Regions from separate parts of the Homo sapiens genome. Here region 2 is linked to region 1. A link is a contact called in ENCODE Hi-C or POLR2A ChIA-PET data. All regions are on one chromosome and are shown on one strand. Each heading gives the region's core, a stretch centred on a gene start or an enhancer-like site at or near the end of the contact. The rest is flanking DNA. Distances are from core to core; before and after follow the strand shown.

Evidence for each region. Hi-C counts contacts between places; a loop is a spot of excess contacts on that map. ChIA-PET counts read pairs that join two places held with the same protein, here RNA polymerase II (POLR2A). Pooled maps may share reads with other maps.
Region 2: a loop to region 1 is called in a map with no recorded cell type, with 18 times the contacts of the local background. The contact joins the promoter of RAD9A here to the promoter of FKBP2 in region 1. A Hi-C loop is called at or near these places in 1 of 37 single-sample maps with no recorded cell type and 7 of 50 pooled maps. POLR2A ChIA-PET finds 5 or more read pairs at or near these places in 1 of 52 experiments (MCF 10A).

Annotation. Positions count from the first base shown.
Region 1 is chr11:64,239,700-64,243,419 of GRCh38, forward strand. It overlaps FKBP2 (FKBP prolyl isomerase 2), which reads left to right and starts at 1,396. Exons shown (of 6, transcript NM_004470.4): 1 at 1,396-1,433; 2 at 2,685-2,859; 3 at 3,500-3,612. The coding sequence starts at 2,689. It overlaps LOC114841035, which reads left to right and starts at 1,396. Exons shown (of 6, transcript NM_001370414.1): 1 at 1,396-2,514; 2 at 2,685-2,859; 3 at 3,500-3,612. The coding sequence starts at 1,581. The coding sequence ends at 2,378. RefSeq lists enhancers at 403-1,305, 805-864, 905-1,024, 1,306-2,206, 3,109-3,720 and silencers at 1,305-2,324, 2,355-2,594.
Region 2 is chr11:67,389,579-67,393,248 of GRCh38, forward strand. It overlaps RAD9A (RAD9 checkpoint clamp component A), which reads left to right and starts at 2,408. Exons shown (of 11, transcript NM_004584.3): 1 at 2,408-2,500; 2 at 2,583-2,653; 3 at 3,076-3,204. The coding sequence starts at 2,467. It overlaps LOC100130987 (a long non-coding RNA gene), which reads left to right. Exons shown (of 4, transcript NR_024469.1): 4 at 1,820-2,109. RefSeq lists enhancers at 1,575-2,490, 2,525-3,029 and a silencer at 2,255-2,624.

The DNA.
Region 1 (3,720 bases), core at 146-2,645:
TGAGATTAGAGGCGTGAGCCACCGCGCCCGCCCAACCCACACAGTTTTCTCCACCCTCGCCTCCCTTGCATCCTGCAGCTTCCTTCATCATCAGTTGCTGCCTGAGATTCTCCTGACTTGTCTATCCTAGCCCAAGCCCAGCCCCTACCCTTCTCCCTGCAGCCTCCAGTGCCCAGGGCTGAGTGGTTTGGGGTGGATGAAAGGCCAACCTTGGGCACCACTGCTTTGCCTGCTGAAGCAGGACATTCAGGGGCAGAGTTAACTCAATTGGGCAGCCACTGGGAGGGGCAGCCACCCTAATGGAGGCTTTCTCTGAGGTGTTGGGTCAGAGCATGTGGGTATGATCTTAGTGGGCCTAAGGCAGGAGTGGGTTGAACCAGGAGACAATTCCTGACAGCGATTACTACTTTCAAATCATTTTCTCAGTCATGATGTCACTGGACATGCCATAGGTCAATTAGCATGAGGCAGAAAGGGGTTAGGGCCCCAGAGCTACCGCCTCCAGAGCCCAGTTAGCCCCACCAGTCACGCACAATGCTTCACATGCACCTCCTCACTTTCTCCTCGCTCGATTCTGAGGTCAGCATCATGATTGTCTTCCTTTTACAATTGAGGAAATAGGCTCAGAAAGGCTAACTGGCCGGGGGGATTTGACCTCAACTCAGCTGTCTCCCTAACCTTCAACCTAGGTTTAGCTGCCTCTCAACTGCAGGTTCATTACTTCAGTTGACAGATGTTTGGTGGCTGCTGGGGCGCCTGAAAATAAGTCTGGTGGGGGAACAGGCCCAGCCAGATCATTCCAGTCATGAGTCACAGCCCAGGTGCACAGGTAGAGGTAAGCCTGGCTCCTGGGAGAGAGATGTGGGCAGGAGCATTGGCTGGAAGCCAGGGCTTGTCATTGGACATCATCTCGGTCCTGCAGGGGCCCTGTGGGGTGGGTGTCATCAAGCCCGTGTTACACGCCTGTATTGGATGACAAATTCTACCAAGCACACAGCCGACCGGGAGTTCAAACGTGAGTGTCACTGTGAAGCCCAGGCTCCACAGCGACTGAGGGCCGTGGGCCATGATGAGGCCCGGGAAAACAGGAGTGCTGTGGGAGAGGCTGGGGGCGACTTGAAATGGCGCCTCAAGACCCCCTCCGGGAACCCACGCCCGCCTGACCTTACTATCACCTCGGCCGGAAGTGTCTCCGGCCTTTTCGGAAGTCACTTTCACCTAACCTTACAGACTACCGCTCCGCCGGAAGTGACGCAGGGCAGCGGCGTCGCGGGGGCGGGGCTCGGGAAAGACCCGTGCCAGCGGGCGTGTGGCCGCGGGTTTCGCACGGTCCAATAAGGGAGGGCGGCGTGGCCCGGCCTGGTAGCGACGAGGACGCGCCTGCGCAGAGGCGGCAGCACCACCGGGGTTGACTCCGGGGGCGCGGCGAGGAGGTGAGCGGGGGCCACAGCCCGGGCTGGGGGGAGCCGGGGTGCAAGAGGGCAGGCTGGATCAGGCCGGGCAGAAGCGGACCGGGCTCCGAGTGTCAACGAGAGCTAGGTGACGAGGAAATTGGGGGTGGGGGCCGGAGCTGTCCGGAGATGCCGCAGGGGGAGGGTTCTCACGCCGCACGGGGCGGAGTCCTGGGACTCGGGGCGGGACGTGGAACCGGGACGGGTGGGACCTCCGAGCTGGTGCCAGTGGAAGGCGGAGCCCGGCGGCGGGGGGCGGAGCTAGGAGGGTCGGGGGACGGAGCCTGGCTCTTGAAGGAGGAGCTGGAGGAGGTGAAAGGCGGAGCCTCGGGGTCGGAAGCAGAGGGGGACGGAGCGGAGGCGCTGGGGGCGGGGCTTCAGCCGGTGAGTGGCGTGGCTACGGCTCCGGAAAAGGGGTCTAGTTCTGTCGAAGGCGGGGCTGCAGGCCCGGGGGCGGTACCGCGTCCTCCGAAGGGCGGTGCCAAGGAGCCAAGTGAGGAGCCTGGCCCGAGTAATGGCCCCGGGCGTCCTCGCGGGGGTGGTCTCCGTGGTGGCCGGGCTTGGGGACGCCGTAGGCCGAGAACTCCACCGGGAGAGGTGGTGTGGGTGGAGCGGGCTCGGCGGCCAGCAGACACAGGGCCAGTCTGGGTGCCCCGGAGACCCCCAAGGGCTCAGAGTTGGGGCGGCGCCCCGGGCGGAAGCACAGGGCCAGGCTGGGGGGTATCTCCCGAGGACCCGGGCTCCTCGGAGCCACCCAGTGGGGATGTGTGGGTGCCTCGGGGCCGGCCCCCTGCAGCGGCCGCAGAGGTGTTGGTGTGCTGGACCGGGGGCAGCTGGGTGTGGCGTGAGTGGGGCCGCCCAGTCGGGGCAACTGCAGTGCAGCCAGATAGGGTCTGGACTTTGCGTAAAGGGACAGGCGGGAACTGAAGAGCGGAGGTGGGGACTGGGAGGGAGGGAAGGTATGGGGGTGAGCAAAGGGGCGGGTCCCTGGCTGCTGTGGCCTCCCCTGACCCCCTCCCCCCGCTGCTGGGGTCCTCGGCCAAGCCCCCTTCTCACTGGACTGGTAAGTGTGGCCCCGGAGCCCGGGGGAGAGGGCGGTGACCCGGGACAAAGGGGATCCCCCGGGGCAAGGAAGATACAGTGGCGGTGGAACCCTCCTGTTACCTACCCGTGTTCCATACTCTCCCTGCCCTCCCCCACGTTCAGTCGGTCGGTCGGGGTCTGTGCCCACAGAGACATGAGGCTGAGCTGGTTCCGGGTCCTGACAGTACTGTCCATCTGCCTGAGCGCCGTGGCCACGGCCACGGGGGCCGAGGGCAAAAGGAAGCTGCAGATCGGGGTCAAGAAGCGGGTGGACCACTGTCCCATCAAATCGCGCAAAGGGGATGTCCTGCACATGCACTACACGGTGAGTGGGTTGGGCGGGCCTTTTGGGAGTGGGTGGGGCTTCCGAGGACCAGAGAGTGCTTGGGAGTCTGGTTCTCCATAAGCCAGGTAGGTGACCTTGGGCAAGTCCCCTCTCGCCTCTAAGCCAGTTTCCATGGTTCTGCCTTGCCCTTGCCTACTGCCCAGGTGGGCACCAGCAGGCAGTGACAGTGTACTGTGAGCTGCCCAAGGCTCTGTCCTCTTAAAGAACTATGACCAGCTGGGCGCAGTGGCTCACCCCTGTAATCCCAGCACTTTGGGAGGCCGAGGCGGGTGGATCACCTGAGGTCAGGAATTTGAGACCAGTTTGGCCTCATGATGAAACTTTCTCTGCTAAAAATACAAAATTAGCCAGGCGTGGTGGCGGGCGCCTATAATCCCAGCTACTTGGGAGGCTGAGGTGGAAGAATTGCTTGAACCCGGGAGGCAGAGGCTGCAGGGAGGCGAGATCACGCCGCTGCACTCCAGCCATGGCAACAGAGACTCCATCTCAAAAAACAAAAAGGACTGACCACCAGGGCTGTGGGTGGGCGTGGGGGGGCAGCTTGATGGGGAAAGCAGCTGAGGGAGGGGGTGTCAGGGGTGGTCCCCTCTTCCTCACTGGCCTTCTCATGGTTCCACAGGGGAAGCTGGAAGATGGGACAGAGTTTGACAGCAGCCTGCCCCAGAACCAGCCCTTTGTCTTCTCCCTTGGCACAGGCCAGGTCATCAAGGGCTGGGACCAGGGGCTGCTGGGGTGAGTCATGGGGGAATGGGCTTGGGAGTGGGGGCGTGCATGGCCACCGCCCAGGAGGTAAGCTGTGGGAGGCAAGCCCCAGGGATACAAGACAAGGGCCCTGGGTGC
Region 2 (3,670 bases), core at 1,158-3,657, 3.2 Mb after region 1:
TTTTAGGAGGGTCACTTTGCTGCTGTATGGAGAGTGGCCTGGAGGGGGCAGGGTGGAGGCAGGAGACCACTGAGAGCTGTTACAGTCATCCAGGTGAGAGGATGGTGGCCTAGGCCTTGGAGATGGAAGAGGAGGGCAAAGTTGCCACCTGTTAAGTTGCCACCTGTTTGGGAAGCAGAGTGGTCAGGACTTAACTGAAAGACTGTGTAGGGGTGAGGGCGAGCATGAGGTCAAGGATGACTCCAGCATACTGAGCCGGATGCCCAGGGACAGGGGCACTATTTCCATGGATCCCCCGGGAAGGGGAAGGGAAGAGTAACCTCCTCCCCCAAGGCTCCACGGAAGGGGCAAGGGCTGGTGACGAGGGGAGCAGAAGGGAAGGAGAGGGAGAAACAAAGTGTATGCATGTATCCAAATGTGTACAATTATTATGTATCAATTCAACTCATTTGAAAGTGGGTCTGGAGAGCAAGGGTGGCAGAGATAAATATATCTTCTGCACTACCACAGGACCTGAGGGGCAAGGCACGGGCAGGCCCTGCAGGAATACAGGGATGCCCTGGGCCCTTCCAAGAACTACCAGAGCCTTGGTACTGTGGGGAGAGTAGGGGTCAGTGAGTTTCTCCAGGACTCCCTTACATTTTACACACGTGGACCCGGAAGCCCAGGGGAAGGGGAATACCTTCCAGCTGATGCATCCCCACCTGGCACACAGTCTGGTTTTTTTTTTTGAGATGGAGTCTCACTCTGTTGCCAGGCTAGAGTGCAGTGGCGCGATCTCGGCTCACTGCAACCTCCGCCTCCGGGTTCAAGCAATTCTCCTGCCTCAGCCTCCAGAGTAGCTGGGACTACAGGCGCGTGACAACATGCCCGGCTACTTTTTGTACTTTTAGTAGAGACGGGGTTTCACCATGTTGGCCAGAATGGTCTGGATCTCTTGACCTCGTGATCCGCCCGCCTCGGCCTCCCAAAGTGGTAGGATTACAGGCGTAAGCCACCGTACCCGGCCAGTCTGGGGTCTTTTAAAAATACAGACCCGGGGCTGGGCGCGGTGGCCCATGCCTGTAATCCCAGCACTTTGGGAGACCGAGGCGGGCGGATCACTTGAGGTCAGGAGTTCGAGACCAGCCTGGCCAACATGGTGAAACCCGTCTCTACTAAAAGTACAAAAATTAGCCAGGCGTTGTGGCAGGCGCCTGTAATCCCAGCTACTTGGGAGGCTGAAGCAGGAGAATCGCTTGAACCTGGGAGGCGTGATCGTGCCACTGTACTCCAGCCTGGGCGACAGAGCGAGGCTCTATCTCAAAACAAACAAACAAAAAAACCCCACACACACACACAAAAAACAAAAAACAGGCCGGTGCAGTAGCTCACTCCACTTTGAGAGGCCAAGGCGGAAAGACAGCTTGAACCCCACAGTTGAGACCGGCCTGGGCAACATGGCAAGACTCCGTCTCTACCCAAAAAAAAAAAAAAAAAAAAAGGGCCGGGCGTGGTGGGTGTGCCTGTGGTCCCAGATACTCAGGAGACTGAGATGGGAGGATCCCTTGAGCCCAGGAGTTCCAGGCGGCAGTGAGCCGTGTTCGCGCCACTGCACTCCAGCCTGGGTGACAGAGCAAGAATATGTCTCAAAAAACAAACAAACAAAAAAAGGCACATAACCACGATCTACCCTCGTAAAACGTTTCCAGAGCGTCCCAGCGGTGCCCCTCATCATCTGGCGGCCCCTACGCCTCTCTGAGACTCACAGACCTACTCCCCTCTCCAGGGGGCGGAGCCCACACCGCTGAGCATTTACTCTTGTTCTTCCCTCTGCCAGGGGCACCGTTCTACCCCTTTCTGCCTGGAGAAACTGCCGTTTTTCCTTAAAGGATCCTCGAAGCCGGAAGGAGCAGCCACCTCCCACTCCCGGCTGCTGCAAGCAAGCTGCTTTGACTTCTTTCTAGAGTTGGGGATTGCTGCTGGAGTCCGAGTCTCAGGCCCAGAGTGGGTGCGATGGTCTTGCTTGCACCCTGTATCCCCCGGCAGACGCCCGGGAACTCTACTAAGTGGGTGACCCCAGAGAGCTCGCCCCCACACTCCGACTCCGAGTCCAGCACTCGGTCCACTGCACAGGGACCTCGCGCCCCACAGCTGCGTCCTCTCTGACCTTCGCAATCCGGTGCGCGGCCCGCGGAACGCCCCGATCTCCAGGGGCACGGAAGGCCGAGGCGTGCCGGGGGAGCCAGGAGCAGCTGGCTGGCGGGCGCCGCGGGCCTCCCCGGTCACGTGACACCCCGGACAACGTGCGCCGTCACGTGACGGCAGAGCCTGTGAGCGTTTTTCTCACGTGACGGAGGCGCCTGCACGTGGACCAATGGGGAGGCGGGGGCGGGGCCGGCAGGGGCGGTGCGCGGGAAGGGACCCCGGACCCGGAGGTCGCGGAGAGCTGGGCAGTGTTGGCCGCTGGCGGAGCGCTGGGGCAGCATGAAGTGCCTGGTCACGGGCGGCAACGTGAAGGGTGAGTGCAGGTCGGCCTGGCAGCGGCGGTGCAGCAGCCGCGGAGCCGCCAGCCTAACCCCCTTCCGCTCTTCTCCCCGCAGTGCTCGGCAAGGCCGTCCACTCCCTGTCCCGCATCGGGGACGAGCTCTACCTGGAACCCTTGGAGGACGGGGTGAGGGGCTAGGGTGTGGGGGGCGGGTGGGACTCCAGCCGGGAGCGGGTAACCCGGACTAGAGTCTCGCCCCCACTAGGCGGGATGACCGCTGGCAGATTTGTCGGCAAAGTTTCAGTTTCTTAGTCTGGCGGCTGTCATCTTCCCAGGCCGGTGTGTGAATTGAGGAAAGCTGTCCTGCGAGCTCCCAGGGGGTGACGTGCACTTAGAGAAACTCGGGGAAGGCCTGGGTGTGCGACCCCTCCTCTGCGGCAGCAGCGCCGGGGCCGACTCTGAAGGCTTCCATGGGGAAAGGAGGGTTTTTCAGCAGGTGGTGGCGGAGCGGGAGGACGATAGGGCAAGTGTGTGAGCAGAAGCAGCCAGAGGGCTGGGTCTGTGGCTGCCCCCTGACCACGTCCCTCTCCCTGCTCTTCGTGGCCCAGCTCTCCCTCCGGACGGTGAACTCCTCCCGCTCTGCCTATGCCTGCTTTCTCTTTGCCCCGCTCTTCTTCCAGCAATACCAGGCAGCCACCCCTGGTCAGGACCTGCTGCGCTGTAAGATCCTGATGAAGGTGAGGCCCTTCCCTCAGCAGTGGCACTACTCCACCCCAGGAATCTCCACCAGCTGTGCCTCTGCCCTGGGGTACTCAGTAGATGCTAAGTGGGGAGAGAGACACGTGCAAGCCCAATCCATGCAAAACACAGGGAGGGCCATGGTAAAAGCATCACAGCGGGGACCTGAGAGGGTGGTGACGCTCAAGTTCGTCAAGAAAGGTAAGCACGTCTTTTGGCCGGGCGCGGTGGCTCACGCCTGTAATCCCAGCACTTTGGGAGGCCGAGGCAGGCGGATCACGAGGTCAGGAGTTCGAGACCAGCCTGGCCAACATGGCGAAACCCCGTCTCTACTAAAAATACAAAAATTAGCTGGGCGTGGTGGCACGCGCCTGTAATCCCAGCTACTCGGGAGGCTGAGGCAGGAGAATTGCTTGAATCCGGGAGGTGGAGGTTGCAGTGAGCTGAGATCGCACCACTGCACTC